Linked DNA regions of Homo sapiens: region 2 is linked to region 1. The links are chromatin loops, found by intact Hi-C in ENCODE. Cell type or tissue: endothelial cell of umbilical vein. All regions are shown on one strand.

What was found. Peaks named below come from ENCODE experiments on the same cell type or tissue, not always from the same donor. Only the 100,000 strongest peaks of a DNase experiment are listed, where the experiment ranks them.
Region 2: it touches region 1 in a loop (8-fold over the local background); 2 of 110 quality-filtered maps call a loop at or near these places.

Annotation. Positions count from the first base shown.
Region 1 is chr15:71,383,051-71,391,050 of GRCh38, reverse strand. The region is part of intron 6 of THSD4 (thrombospondin type 1 domain containing 4); the gene reads right to left. Among named protein-coding and RNA genes, the nearest start is that of THSD4-AS1, 200 kb to the right of the region's middle. RefSeq lists enhancers at 3,572-4,465, 4,529-5,063. In endothelial cell of umbilical vein, a CTCF peak has its summit at 4,412 (motif pointing left); DNase peaks (open chromatin) are centred at 4,410 and 5,930.
Region 2 is chr15:71,749,159-71,757,158 of GRCh38, reverse strand. The region is part of intron 14 of THSD4 (thrombospondin type 1 domain containing 4); the gene reads right to left. Among named protein-coding and RNA genes, the nearest start is that of NR2E3, 57 kb to the left of the region's middle. In endothelial cell of umbilical vein, a CTCF peak has its summit at 4,307 (motif pointing left); a DNase peak (open chromatin) is centred at 4,308; H3K27ac peaks cover 1,438 bases.

The DNA.
Region 1 (8,000 bases):
TCTCAGAAAAAAAAAAAAAAAAAATTAGCCGGCATGGTGGCTTATGCCTGTAGTCTCAGCTACTCGGGTGGCTGAGATGGGAGGATCCCTTGAGCATCAGGAGTTCAAGGGTGCAGTGAGCTATGATCGTGTCACTGCACTCCAGCCTGGGTGACTGAACAAGGCCCTCTCTGTACAAAAAAAAAAAAAAAAAAAAAAAAAGATTTAGCCAATCATAATTACCTAAAAATTGAGGAGCCCGGAAAAAGAGACAAATTTTCTTTGAAAGCCCAATATATTTGAGATGAAAGGATGTGATTTTTTTCTGACAGTAATCCCAGTTATTCCTACTCCCCTTCCAACTCTACTCTGTAGATCAGGATTCAAGGAAAATTGCTAGGTAACTCAATATGGTAAACTACTCCTCAGGGCAGAGCTCTGACAAATGCAGACACGAGTTTAAATCAAGGACATTCAAGGCCTGTTACTGTGGGTTCAGAGGGCTAGACGTCAAAGGAGGGCTATATGACAAAGTAGACATAGGGAGATACAAGATCCAAAATTGGATTTAGCCTCTGTAGACTTATGTAAAGGAAAGTCAAACTTGCCACAGCTTATCTATGCAATCCTGAATCTTCCAATACTTTTACCCTTTAAGTAAAAAAGGGTAAAGGAAGGAAATATTTCTTTCCATCTTGGTTTCCTATTTCCTTCCTGGTTTCCTTGTCCAGCTAAAGTCATATGGACGTTCGCCAAAAACAGATAATGCCATGAAACTCAGATAACATCAAAAGACAGAAAGTGTAATATGAGCTCTCTTAAGCCCTTGGCCTATATTTCACTGGGTCCATCCTGTCTGGTTTTTGATAGTAGGTATATATAAAGGCCAATGTGAGCATTTCCTGCTTTGTTTCTATTTATCTGAAAATTCAGGGATTGCCCAGAATATGTTGCTCATTCTGATTTATTATTTCACCCTCAAAAATGGAACCTGTAATCCCAGCACTTTGAGAGGCTGAGGTGGGCGGATCACAAAGTCAGGAGTTCAAGACCAGCCTGGCCAATATGGTGAAATGCTGTCTCTAATAAAAATACAAAAATTAGCTGGGTGTGGTGGTGGGCGCCTGTAGTCCCAGCTACAGGCTGAGGCAGAAGAATCACTTGAACCCAGGAGGTGGAGGTTGCAGTGAGCCAAGATCATGCCACTGCATTCCAGCCTGAGTGACAGAGCGAGACTCTGTGTCAAAAAAAAAAAAAAAAACAACCCAGAAAATAGCAAGTGTTGGCAAGGATGTGGATAAATTGGAACCCTTATATATACTGTTGGTGGGAATGTAAAATAGTATAGCCATGTGGAAAGCAGTATGACAGTTTCTCAAAAATTTAAAAATAGAATTACCACATAACAATTCCACTACTTTGTATATACCTCAAAGAACTGAAAACAAAGTCTTGAAGAGATATGAATACGCTCACATTCATAGGAACATCATTCACAGTAACCAAAAGGTAGAAGCAATCAACTGCCCATCAGTGGATGAGTGGGTAAACACAATGTGATATAAACATACAGTGGAATATCATTCAGCCTTAAAAAAAAAAAAAAGAGGAAATTCTGACACGTGCTACAACATGGATGAACCTTGAGGTGATTGTGCTAAGTGAAATAAGCCAGTCACACAATGACAAATAACATATGATTCTGCTGCTCGGAGGTACCTAGAGTAGTCAAATTCAGAGACAGAAAGTAGAATAATAGTTGCCAGGGGCTGAAGGGAAAGGGAAATGGGGAGTTTCTGTGTAATGGGTATGGAGTTTTCATTTTGGAAGATGAAAAGAATGCTAGAGATTTGTTGCACAACAATGTGAATGTACTTAACACTACTGTACACTTAAAAATGGTTAAGATGGTGGATTAATCCATTTTCACGCTGCTGATAAAGACTGGGTAATTTATAAAGACAAAGAGGTTTAATGGACTCAGTTCCATGCAGCTGGGGAGGCCTTGCAATCATGGCGGAAGGTGAAAGGCAAGTCTTACATGGCAGCAGGCAAGAGAGAGAATGAGAACCAAGCAAAAGGGGTTTCCCCTTATAAAACCATCAAATCTCATGAGACTTATTCACTACCATGAGAACAGTATGGGGGAACCACCCCCATGACTCAATTATCTCCCACCGGGTCACCTCCTACAACACATGGGAATTATGGGAGCTACAATTCAAGATGAGATTTGGGTGGCGACACAGCCAAACCATATTGGATGGTAAGTTTTATGTTTTTTATATATATATATTTTATCATATTATCACAATTTTTTTAAAAAAGGACTCAATATGCCTGAGTCCATACAAACATCCAAAGCCTGCTCCCTCCCTACACACACACACACACACACACACACACACTCTCTCCAAAGAATCAAATCAATACTCGAATGAAACAAGTAAGTAAAATTGGTGAGCAAATTAGAGTAGCTGAGATGATCTCCTACCAGACCACTCTGTCCTATAGGGACTGGCTTTCTTGTTTTTATTTTTCCCCCCTTCATCTAAAGCTGGGCATACAGGAAGAGCTGAACAACAGAAGACCTTTCAGTAAGGAACACATTCTGGTAGATGGAAAAATCAGCCGTCCTTTGGAAATGAAGATGACATTACTGACCCAAAACCAATAAAGCCTGCATGAAAGTTGCTGTGTTCCCCATTACTAAGGATAAATTTCCATCACTTCACCCACATTCTCCTACTATAAAGTACCTGGCACCTAGTGGGTACTCCATATAGGTTTGGTGAGCAAATTAATGAATCACCTACAGGCTAAAGGGAACAAACCAAGCAGCTATGCAGCAGAAATTTAAGAAGCCCTCAAGAGTGTTAAAAACGCAAACTGATTGCCTCTTTCTGGATGAATTCAAGGGATGATTTATGTGAAAGAAGGTAAAGTAAGTTCTTGTTAAAGTCTCAGGTTTTACAGAGAAAGTGTGATATCCTGAGTGTAGTTTTGATTTGTCTTCTGTTTATGTGTGTAAACCACAAAAGCAGTTAACTGTTGATGGCCAAATAACAAATGCCTCTGTCTCTCCCAGGAGAGATTAAATAGCTCTGGGTTGAGGGGGGAAAATAAGATCAAAAGAAGATCCAGACATCCCTGGCTGGCAGGCAGCAAGAGGTCCCCTGGCCAAGGGAGGGTAACCTTTGCTTGAACCTAGAGCAGTTTGGAAGAGGGGTTCTGGGCTGAGAAAAAAATCTTTAAGATGCTTTTCCTAAGCTGTGCTGACCAGGATTCTGAGCTACATGCCTGAGATTCCCTGACCAGACCATAATATTTCCTTCTAAGCCTTTGTTGTATATACTTACAATCAACAAGAAAGATTTCTCTCTTTTTTAAGGACAGCACATAAAGCAAGTTCGGGATGAAAGTTGTATCTTCATATGACTGGTACAGCTTTTGGGAAAGTAAGACAGATATCAGGCAACATAATTCATACCCACTGACCCATTCATCCTCCACCTGGAATTTATTCTAAGACTAAAATCTAAAACAGCATATTTCCTTTTTTCCTGAAAATGCATTTGAATGAATTTTGAGTTATTTTGTTTATACATATTAGGAAAAAGACTCTAGGGAAGGAAAACAAATTATAAAAAAATGATACCCTTTAAATCTCAAGGCACGTTGTCTGTCTACAGTGAAACCCCGTGTAAGCCCCGATTCTTGGGTACCATTTGGTTTGGAGAGAATCACCAAATCACAGCATCCTGAGCAGATAATGTAAATGTTTCCCTAACACCTGAGTTCACCCAGACAACAATGTCAGTCAAAAAGATCCCTTTCTATAGTCTCTCAGCCTGTTTTTTTTTTTAACGTTAATGAGTTATGCCTAGCAGGTAGTTTCCAGCGCACAGCTATTCATTCTTCAAACGTGATAAAAGCATCCGGCCCAAGTCCTAAGAAGCCTAAAACAAAACACAAGCAAACTGAAAACAACTTGACCCTATGCCCATAGGCTGCAAAGGAATCTCTAGAGACCAGAAAAGAAAAAGACAGCACAAACAAAAACAGAAAACCCGGAAACCTTGCCTCCTAAAGTAGCAAGCAGTGTAATGCAAATACATGTTGATTACGAGGCGAACAGAATCCTTTTCTGTTCTGTTTCCAAACACAAAGCTTAGAAAACAAATGATTTTTGCCAAATTCTTCTAAAACAAGGAAACAACTGGCGAATGCTTTCATCATTTAAAAAGCTAACCCTCTGAATTAGGAACTCAGGTAACACTTAAAGTTTCTTTTAAAAAGTATTATTTATTTAAAGCTCAGGAGTCTACCTATTTTAGGGGTCTTCTCTTTGTCTCACTCCTAAGAAACAAACCATCATGTTTTAGAAAGCGAAGCTGAGTCCACCTGTCAAACTTCTCTTTCACGTGGTAACATCTCCATCTGCTGGAAATTTAAATGTCTGCATTAAAGGCAGATAATGTTAGCTTTATTTTTCTATAAATTTATGTCTAATTCACATTTCCATTTTCTCTTACATGTGTCAGTATTTTATTGAAAATATATGCCCCTTTTCCCTTTTCTCTGAGGTTCCCAGTGGTCTCTATTGTCATGGTATTTGCAGCACCTCCCCTAACCCCCTCTTGGCCTTCTCCACATGCTTTGGGCAGGTCCTCATCAGTCTTTCTTTATAATTGTACATCCTTATGTTAGTCCTGGAACCCTTGGCTGAATCTGGAAATTGCTTACCTGTCCTCCTTGGGTAGCATTCCTTTGAACTATTATCTTAGCTGCTCACAGCATGAGCTTCTTTATTTGGCTGGCAAACCATTAAGTAGCTGCCTGTTTTGTCTTTGATTTTTAATGGAAGTCAACCCATTAACATTTGGGCAGCAGAAACAAGGCTGTGGTTGTCACTCTCTGATTTCTGGTGTTGCTTTTCTGTACGTTGGCATTTATTCAATCTTCACTAAGCACCTACTCAGTAAACAGTCCCAGGAAATACTGGTGCCTATGAGACAGAGAATATGATTTCTTCTCTGACATTTCTGTTGGTCCGCTAGCTACTTAAGCATCACTTTCCTCATTTTTCCTTAGAGTTCTGCCTCCATTCTGCCATTGCTTTCTTTAAACTAACACACAGTTCTACTGATAAATTGTTGTTTCCTGGTGTTAAACTCACAGCATGAACATCAGCAGCTTTCCGGACCCCCATCTCTTGATCTGTACAGTAAGGAGGTTGGGATGATCTCTTAAGTCCATCCTATTTATGAAGGTGTTAAATTAAACGAAACGTGATTTGAGAAAGCCTCCATATTTGCATACTCAAGCCCTTATGTAACCAAAACCTAACTCTGTAAACAAACCATAAATCTAATTTAGGAATTTGGCTTTGTAACAGATAACTGAGTCTCAGCCAATCAGGGCAGCCAAGTTTCAGTCAATCACAGGTGGCCACGTATTCAAACCAGGTTCAAATTTATTCGCTTTAGCGAACTCCAAGCTCTAAGTGAGCCAGCTGTTTCTATAAGTCACTTCTGTTTTCTGTACAATCCTTCCCTTTTTGTGTCCATAAGTGTCCAGTCATGTGGCAGCCCCAAAGTCTTTCTGAACCTGTTCTGCTTCTGAGGGCTACCCGATTCACAAACTGTTCTTTGCTCTATTAAACTCTTATTTGTCTAAGGTTTTTCTTTTAAGAGATTAGTGTCACAAGTGGGACTCAAAGTCAGACTCCAATGACCCCCAGGAACACCAGGCAACCAGGTGAGGTATCCATGGAGCCCAAAGTGCTCACTGCTCTCGTTTGTAACTGGAGGTCATGGGTTAGTTTTTCTCTTGAGTTCTGAACTCCACAGCGTTGTGTCTAGAGCTCTCCTAGTTTATATGAGCAATTTTTTTTTAACTGAATTGGGTTCGGAAGTCACGAAAGCAACTGGACTGGATCCAGGATTGGATTGGATCCAATAATTAACTGGACTGGATCCAGCTATAGGCCTCAGATGTCTGACAGAATCAAAGGGAAACTGGCAGTAAATGGCAATTACTGAAGGGGGTGCAAACTCCAGCTTTCAGAAATTTGCAGGGATTTTGTGTCCTATCCTCATCATTTCTTTTTCTTGCATGTTTAGGTAAAGAAAAATCATTGGCTAAGCTGGTTAAGGGGATCTGAGAGCCAAGGCCAACATTCAACATAAAAATGGGATCCTTAACTTTGGAAGAATTGAGTACTCCACTTTCTTGTCATGTCTACCTTTACATGTATTAGTATTAGGCCCTGAAAGGCAAAGTCTTACTGAAGATAATTTAAAATTACAATGCCGTTATGTGGATGGTTCCAAATGAACGGCACTGCACTTTAAGAAGTGCATTTTAAAATGTGGGCTCCAGAACTAGGCTCACCCGGGAAGCCTATTGATGTGCAGATGCTTCTAAGAAGGTTTCAAAAATTTTATTGCCTCTTTTAAAAGACTATTTGCAAAAGGCAAATAAAAAACTGAAGCAACTAATTGAAAGAAAAATTGAATCTGCTAACCTTTTGGCTTAGCTACTTACCTCATCCAGAAGGCAAAAAGCAAGCTGGATAAAGTGTTTATAAAGGTATACCTTCAGATAAAGGAAGGCTTCATCTTTTTCAGTGCTATCCATGCTGAATCCAGGCACACAAAATAGTTTCATGTTTTTGTTTTTTTTTTGAGACGGAGTCTTGCTCTGTACCGTTGCCCAGGCTGGAGTGCAGTGGCGCACTCTCGGCTCACTGCAAGTTCCGCCTCCGGGGTTCACGCCATTCTCCTGCCTCAGCCTCCTGAGTAGCTGGGACTACAGGCACCCGCCACCACGCCCAGCTAATTTTTGTATTTTTAGTAGAGACGGGGTTTCACCTTGTTAGTCAGGATGGTCTCGATCTCCTGACATCGTGATCCGCCCGCCTCGGCCTCCCAAAGTGCTGGGATTACAGGCGTGAGCCACCGCGCCCGGCCACAAAATAGTTTCTTTGCCCTATTTGTTAATGAGCTCTGCCCTGAATTAGTAATTTTAGCTAAGAAACAGAAGCTAAGTTGCAAAGAGACCACCTATTGAACTAAATTGGTCTCTCAAATACAGTCATTCCTCAATATCCACAGGGGATTAGTTCAGGACTTCCTGCAGATGTAAAATCTGCAGATGATCAAGTCTCCTATGTAAAACGGCGTATTATATAAACTACGTACATCCTCTTGTATACTTGAAATCATTTCTACATTACTTATAATACCTAACACAATGTGAATGTTATGTAAATGATTGTTATCCTGTATTTTTATTTGTATGACTCTTTACGATTGTATTGTTTTTTTCTTCCTGAATGTTTTCGATCCATGGTTGGTGGAATCCATGGATGCAGAAGCAGATACAGAGGGCCGACTATACACTTTTCTGGCATTTAGCTGGCTATTTTGAAATCCTTTTGTAAAAGAAATTTACATCAATTAAAAAAAATCCACATTCGTAAAGTTGTCAGCCTCTCTGTACCAGGAACAGAGGAAGGATCCAGTCATTTGAAACTCTCAAAATGGAAAAGACACTGGTTTAAATTTATATCGCAATATATCACAATATCACAGTGGCCATTTTGCCTTAAGTAGGCCTTAAAGTATGACCTTCTTTCTTGATTTGGGCAAATGATGGTATTCAAGCCTTAAGTCTCAGTTCCGTGCCTTTGAGATATAAATGTTCTACCTAGCTTTGCTTAAGCCATCACTTTGGAAATGCAAATTTAGGAAAAAAATCATTAGATGCTTATGATAAAAGGGGATAAGTCAAACAGACTTCTGAGGTTAAAACAAAGGCCAAATCTACCAAAGGCTGGACAGACGAGGGGGACCCCTGCTGGTCCCCCAAAATTACAGGGTCCAAAACCAGTTTCCTCTATTTACAGCAATTTGGAGAAATTCAAAAAGTAGGAAGACAGAAATTATAATAAGCAAACTAGAAATCACTTAGGGCAATAATCTAACAGGTTAATTTAAAAAAACAATGATGGGGGG
Region 2 (8,000 bases), 370 kb before region 1:
TGACCCAGCCCCTCCTACCTTTGGCATGCTCATCTAGACAACTGGCATAGAAACACATTTCTGACAGGGCTATGGAGACTGTATAATGTGCTTTGCAGATGGGAGGTGCCCAGTAAATGGTATAAGGGGCTTCAACCCCTACATTCCCACTCCAAGATAGAGAAACTAAGCCTCATAGGGATAAAATCTTCACTTAAAGCCAAATATCTATTAGTGATTTTTCTACTACAATCACACTGTCCTCTCCTAGGATACAGTGAAAACATTCCTGAGTCACAGCCCAAAGCTCATAGAGCATTTTCCATCTGTCTTGCCATACGTTGGAATGTGCCCTTATTTTGGTTCTCATCTTATCGTGTCTTTTCTTTTTTTCGAGACAGGTTCTCGCTTTGTCACCCAGATAGGATTGCATCACCCAGGTGGCGTGATCTCAGCTCACTGCAGCTTCAACCTCTTGGGGTCAAGTGATCCTCCCACCTCAGCCTCCTGAGTAGCTCCAGGTGCTCACGACCATGTCCAGCTAATTTTTGTATTTTTTTGTAGAGACGGGATTTTGCCATGTTGCCCAGGCTGGTCTCAAACTCCTGAGCGCAAGAGATCCGCCTGCCTCGGCCTCCCAAAGTGCTGGGATTACAGGTGTGTGCCACCACACCTAAACTTTATCTTTTCAAACATTTTTGGGGCGTCCTTATCTGGGTGTCCTACAGATACCTTGAATCCAGCATGTACACCTTCACCACCGTTACCATTCCTCCTTTTATTTTTCTGATTTGCTTTCAAGTTTCTACCTGGATTTAAAAGTTGACTATTCTCCTACCCTCTTGCTTCCAACATCTAGACAATCATTAGGTCTCACAGACTCTAGTTCTGCCACATTTCTCTAACCTGTCTTGCCCCTTTCCATCCATGGTTCCCAGCACAGTTTACTTTCTTACCCTGGACTGTGGCTGTAGCTTCTTGCTCAACCTCACCAGCTTTTCCAATGCATTGGGCTGCCAGGTGTTGAGAACTCCATGCTAAAAATTCCCTCTGAAGTTATCCCATTCCTAACAGAAGTCACATATGGACTTCTAGCATTAAGGGTTTTCTATAATATGGCCCCAATTGACCCAATTCTTCTAGACTAATTTCCTATTATCCTATCCCCCATACCTCCTTCTGGACAGACTCAGAGTGGCTATTATTCCCTGATCACATAAAAGGCTCACAGAGCCCTTGCCCCTGTCATTCCCTCCACCCAGAATGCTCTTTCCCTTCACTGGACAGATCAGAAGCCTTTAAGGCTCACCTCAAATACCTTCTCCTCTGTCCTCTGTGAAGACTATCTTGAGTGTCCAATTTAAGATGTTCTTTCAAGCCTTGGAATTCTCATGGCACTCTATGTGCTGCTTCCTGCCTTTGTATTATGGTTATTTGTGTCCTGTCTTTTTTTTTTTTTTTTTTTTTTTTTTTGTCTTTGCTGAAGCAGGCTTGGTGAGAGCAGGAACTAACGAATCATCTCTAATTCTTTCTCAGGTCAGTGTCTTATTCATGAGTAAATCCATGAATATCAGTTGCATATAGACTTGGGCCCTGCCTTGTTCATTTCTCTTATCTATTAGCACTTTCTAATCCTAGACGTGGCCCTTTAGCACATGACCAAAGCCCTTTCTAAGGGTTTCTGGGTCTTTTCTTAAAAATAGAGTCAATGTTTGAGTTCTACCCGTATTATTTTAGAAAATAAAGCAATAGAATTTAAATAAAAATTGAGAAAAGGGAAAAACAATCCTTACAACCTCATTTCCTTATCAAAATTTCCACTTTCATTTTTGTATGCTGACATCTAGTCTTGTAAAATCACATGCCAGCATGAGCGATCAAACATTTACCTTTCCACTGCTAAGCTGGGCTTGACCCCTTAGGGAAGAAACTCCCTCTGGAGCAAAGGGCTTGAAGGGGATCAGAACATGCCACCCCAAAATATGTTGCTTTGGCATGTTGATTATTTTGAGCTGAAGGCTATTGAGAAATAGCAGATGCAGGAAGAGCTCTCTGCCTTCCCCATTTCTGCCTAAAACCAGGGCATAAATTTCCCATGAGAAGGGTGCCCTCCCAGTGCTAGGAAGAAGAGAAGATTCTTATCACTGGAGATGGGGAGTTGACTCCAAGACAAGTCTGCACAAATAAACTTTAATAAAAGGACCCTTATCTTCTGTCAATTTCCCCCATATTTTTCTTAGTCAATTTCTCACAATTTACTGTCCCTAGAAGCCCCAGCCCCTTTCCTTTGTCTAATCACTTCTCCATAGTTTATCACCCTTTGTTAAAATGGTATATAATCCCTCAAGTCTAACTGCTTCTCTGGGGTTGTCACTTCTTTCCTATGAAGCCCCCCATGCCACTACAAAAATATTAACATCAAACAAAATTGGTATGCTTTTTATCTGTTAATCTTTTGTCAGCTTAATTCACAGACTGCAGCCAGAGAACCTAAGAATGCAGAGGAAACATTTTTCCTCCCCTACAGGTTTGCAGACATTTTTCATGTCCTTTGCTATTTTGCTATTTGCATATTTCATGTCCTTTGCTATTTTGCTAGATTGCTATTAGAAATCTGGGACAATGACTCAGTCCTTTAGCTTAAAATTTGTTACAATAATTGGAATATTCTAGGCTAAAGGATTTGTTTGTTTGTTTGTTTGTTTGTTTGTTTCAGCCATGTATGATCTGGTTTTCTTCCTAACTTTAAAACTCAAGACATTTAAATACTCTTGTAAAGAATACAATGTAGGCCAGGTGTGGTGGCTCACACCTGTAATCCCAGCACTTTCGGAGGCTGAGGCAGGTGGATCACCTGAGGTCAGGAGTTTGAGACCAGCCTGGCCAACATAGTGAAACCCCATCTCTACTAAAAATACAAAAATTAACTGGGCATGATGGTGTGCACCTGTAATTCCAGCTACTTGGGAGGCTGAAACAGAAGAATCGCTTGAACCCGGGAGGTGGAGGTTGCAGTGATGCAGTAAGCCGAAATCATGCCACTGTACTCTAGCCTGGGTGACAGAGTGAGACTCCATCTCAAAAAAAAAAAAAAAAAAAAGAATAAAAGGTAAACAGAATTTCAGTTATCTTCATGTTTCCAACCCTTAGGCTACTTGTTTCCAAGTAATTTCCATCTGACTAGCTAACTTAATTTTCTGCTTTCAAAACCAAGTAATGCACATACATTTGGGAAAGTGTCTTCACATCCCCATATACCTAATTTAAAAGAAGAATATGAAGGACCATGCCAGTGCCCAATGGGAGGACATCACATGGATGAGGCCTGTAGAGGAGTTTCATTTTATTACAACACCTTCAGTGAAAAGCCCAACAAGTGTAAACATGAAAGGAGCTCCCCACTCACGACCTGGTCCAGGAAGCCTGTCAGCAGAAGCAAGGGGAAGGAGAAGTCCCTACCAGGGAGTGGGGACTAACCTTCCAGGTGAGGCTCCAAACCACACCCACCCACTGTCCTTAAAGGATGTTCCTAAAAGGACCAAATCTGCTTTGCTAGTCAGAAGAGGACATGACTCGTAATTGAACTTCTGGGCTGATAAAACACAGAAACACATGGAATTCCTAAGCAACCCTCTGGTGGGGACTGCCTTCTCATTCCAGCAACAGTTAAATCCTAAACTTGGCCCAACTGGCCCCTAAGGGACTATAAGGCTGTAATGACTATTCTTGAACTTCAGCTTTATGCATCATTTCTTATAATTTAAATGATTCAGTATTTTTTTCCTGGAAAACTTTCTTAGAAATTAGGTGTTACCAAACTAAGGCTGGTGGACTTTCTAAAAGTGTTTTTTTCCTGTTGTGATTAAAAATTGCACATGGGCTTAAACCTATCATTGATTTGTAGAACTGAAAAGTCAACGATGCTTACTTCTGATAAGGCCCACTCTCAAGTACAAGCAGCTGAAAAGATGTTTTTAAGGTGAGTCATTAAGCCAGAAGAAACTTTGTGTCCCTAGAAGTTTAACAGAAGATTCAGACTGGGGTTACAACCTCAATTCACTTAGGTAAAGATTAATTAATTTTAAATTGGGCAATAAGACACACTCTGTACTCTTAAGTGTTTGCGAACTTTAATTTTCTTTGGTCTCTCCCTCTTGAGCTTATTGAGTCGGAAGCTGTGTCTCGTTCATGACTGGCATGTAACAGGTGCTCAACACGTGTTTATTCCCAGTAATAAAAAATTTCATAGTTCAGACTAAAGCTTAACGAGGCCATTTTCTACACAAAGCAACTATTCAAAAGTGGAAGACTGCCATCCGCTGGTCATTCCAGGGGCTGAACCTTTTCTAAGACCAACTGGTGGCCCAAAGGCCCCTGGTAACACGCAGCTGAAGAAGAATGAAGCAGCCCACAGGAAATCCTTCCCACTGTGCCAACCTCATCTAGGTCATAGCTTCAAATATATTACTGCAGCGGTTACTCAGCAATGTTACAGTTGAAAAAACTGAAGCTCGGTGAATCAGTAGCTGGCTCAGGGTCAAATACGAAATAAGTGATGGTCATGGAGATGATACCAAAGCCAATGTGCGTTTCTTAAACCCAATAGTACTCCCTTCCCACTCATCTACTCTAAAATAAGCATGAACATTTAGAATTCATGATCTATTCTGAGGGTAGATAAGGCAAAAATTATTTACTTACACCATAGCACCCAACTTGCATGATTTAGAACATCTTTTCCAAAACGAACGAAAGAGTTCCCTGAATAGAATAAAGTGCTCATTCTTTGCTCTATTTATAATTTTAAGCCAAGCTAGATTCGGCAAGAACTTATGTTGAAATGCAAAGCAAAATTACTTTAAGGGGAAATCTGCAAGTCATTATTGGAGAGGAAATAGGTAGAGTGGAAATCTTTGGAAAATTTACATGTAGCTTTTTACTGTTCTAAATAAATGTGGGAGACACACAGAGGAATGAACCACTGCAGCTATTTTCCCCACAGAGTTGTTTTTTCTCTGTACGTATTGTGCTCTGTGCCCCCTGCCTTTTCAGAGAGTGGCAAATGTAGAGACATGGAATTTACAAACTAAAGAATCATGGCAACAAAATGACTGTAAAAGCGCTCTCAGTTGCTGCTTGGAAGACTACACCGAAATAATCTTTCTGGAGAACAATTAGCTAAAATGTATTAAGAGTTCAAAAAGCATTCATAATATTTTCCCATAATTTAACATGATTCCACGCCCCCACTATTTTACAGAGATAAGAAGAGGTGCATATAAAGATTTATGCACAAGAACACTTACTGAAGTCTTTTAAAATATTCTGTTTTAAACAGTAAAACATCACCCGTGTATGGAGGCTTATAACTGTAATCCCAGCTACTCAGGAGGCTGAGGAGGGAGGATCACTAGAGCCCAGGAGGTCAAGGCTTCAGTGAGCCATGATTGTGCCACTGCAGTCCAGCCTGGGCAACAGAGCAAGACCTGGTCTCAAAAATAAAAATAAAAATAAAAATAAAAATAAAAACTAGAAAATCCCAAACATTTAGAAATAGGAGATTGTTTCAGTTATATAGTTCTATAGCTTATTATAATAAAAATCATGTTTTAAAGATTTTATGCTTATAATAATTAAGTGAAAAGAGGTGACCAAATTATACATACATTATGATATAAAGATACATTTATATCTTTAAAATACGTATGAGGAAAAAAAGCTATGTAGGTAAAGTATGTATGAGAAGAAAAAACTTGAAGTATAGCTTAATCTCAAATTTTCTTTTGGTGAAGAGGTTTGGAGCATACTTTTCCAAATTTCTCATATTCTTAAAACAATACTGTGTTACTTTTTAACCAGAAAAAAGCCAACATTTTTAAGAAAAAGAATCATTCCAATATAAAAATGAAAGTCCAGCATCATTCTTTTCATCCATTTGCTGATACAGGAAATCCATCAAGTTTACTGAGAACACGAATGAGTTCAGAAACTGAAGCACAAAAGGATTAGTTGAGGAAACTAGATATTTTTAGCCTGGAGAAAGTGGAAGGGGTTCCCCAATGGCTGTAGGGCTGTCCTTTTCTAAAGGACAGTGGGACTTAGTAAGAAACACTTTGGTTAACTGTAAAAGGAGACCTCTTGACACCTTGAGCTGTACAAGAAATAGATGTAATTGTCTGGACACAGGGTGAATTTCTGATAAAGGGTTTGGGCAAGAGCTGTGACCTATGTCAGGGGCACTGCAGAGGATTCCTCATGCTGGCAAGGAGGCTGAGCTCACAAACACCTTCCCCCACTGTTTCCGCAGTACCATGCGCTAATGTTTGGGATGGGAGGCTTGGAAAATAGGGATACACCGAAGAACTAGGATGAGCTCTCCTGGACTCAGCTTTAGGGCAGAAGCTTGAGTCAGTGGCCAGATCAGCACTTACTCTCCATCTGTTTCTCTTTGGTTAGAGCCTCCCAGATGGCCAAATTAGTGTCTGCTCCTGGGACTGGGGGCACAGTCAGATGCTCATCTTGGAAGCTCAGTATTTGCACCAAGGGCTGTCCATCTGGGGCCATCGTGGGCCTAAGGGGCAGGGGCCATATGCCATGAGGTGTGGGGAACACACAAGAAGATGAGCCGCTAGGTAAGAATCTCCAGGACCATCTCTGGAGGTGGAGTGAAGGCTGCATTTGCAGGTTTGTCCTTCCTCTCTTTCTGGATAACACTCCCTGTGGAAGTGGATTGTTATGGTGATAGAGGGACAAAATGAAGGGGCATCTTACACCGCAGAGGGAGAGAAAACCTATGTGAACACCTCTAGGGGTGATATTCAAAATACTCAATAACAGGTGCATGGTGGCCATTGACCGGTCAGAATGGACACTGACCAGTTGGAGTCAGCCAATGTGGCCGTATGGGGCATGTCTGCTGATATCCCCAAACTGCGTGAAAGGGTCCTTCTTTGAGTCTGAGATACTATGGTTGTTGTTCTCATGATGCTGGGAGTGGGGACGGGGTGGGGGCTCATGGGCTGCATCGTGTCTCCTAAGATCCAAGAACATGGCTGGGCTCCTCTGTCTTTTTTATGGCCTTGTTATTCAGAGTGTGGTCCTTGGACCAGTGGCCTCAGAGACCCTGGGAACCTATTAGAAATGTAGGCTGTGGCCAGGCACAGTGGCTCATGCCTACAATTCCAGGGCTTCGGGAGGCCGAGGTGGCAGATCACTTGAGCCCAGGAGTTTGAGACCAGCTTGGGCAACATGGTGAAACCACAAACAAATACAAAAAATTAGCCGGGGTGGTGGCGCGCACCTATAGTCCCACCTACGTTGGCGGGAGGGGGGCAGGGGGTGCTGAGGCAGGAGGATTGCTTGATCCCAGCAGGTCGAGGCTGCAGTGAGCTGAGATTGCACCACTGCACTCCAGCCCGGGCAATAGAATGAGACCCGGTCTCAAAATAAATAAATAAATAAATAAATAAATAAATAAATAAAAATTTAAAAATATAAAAATATTAAAAAAAAGAAAGAAAATAAATGTAGAATCCCTGGCTCCTCCCCACACCTGCTGCCTCAGACCTACACTTTAATGCGGTTCACAGGTAACGTGTACGCACGGGATTCTAGCAAGGGAAGTGGGGCAGAACTAGTGTATCCGAGAGGTAGGCCGCTAACCAAGGTCAGAGATAGCCAATCATGTCCTCATCCCAGGTAAACTCCCTAGATCTCCTAGAGAATCCAGAATCTGGACTTGGTGCCTCTCACAGCTGTGCAGCTGCCCTGGGCAAACCCTCTGACTGGCCATCCCATGCCCGCCAATGCGCCGATCCCACCAGGAAAGGAAGCACAATTCCTTATCTCCTTCCTCTTTTCTTCTCCCTGTCCCAAGGTATGTTCTACAATTTGTTTAGTGTCTTTTCTCAAACTTCATTTTTGATTGTGGTAGAATACACATAGCATGAAATTGACCATCGTAACCACTTTTAAGCCCACACCTCCAGGGCATTAGGTGCATTCATGCTGTTGTGTAACCA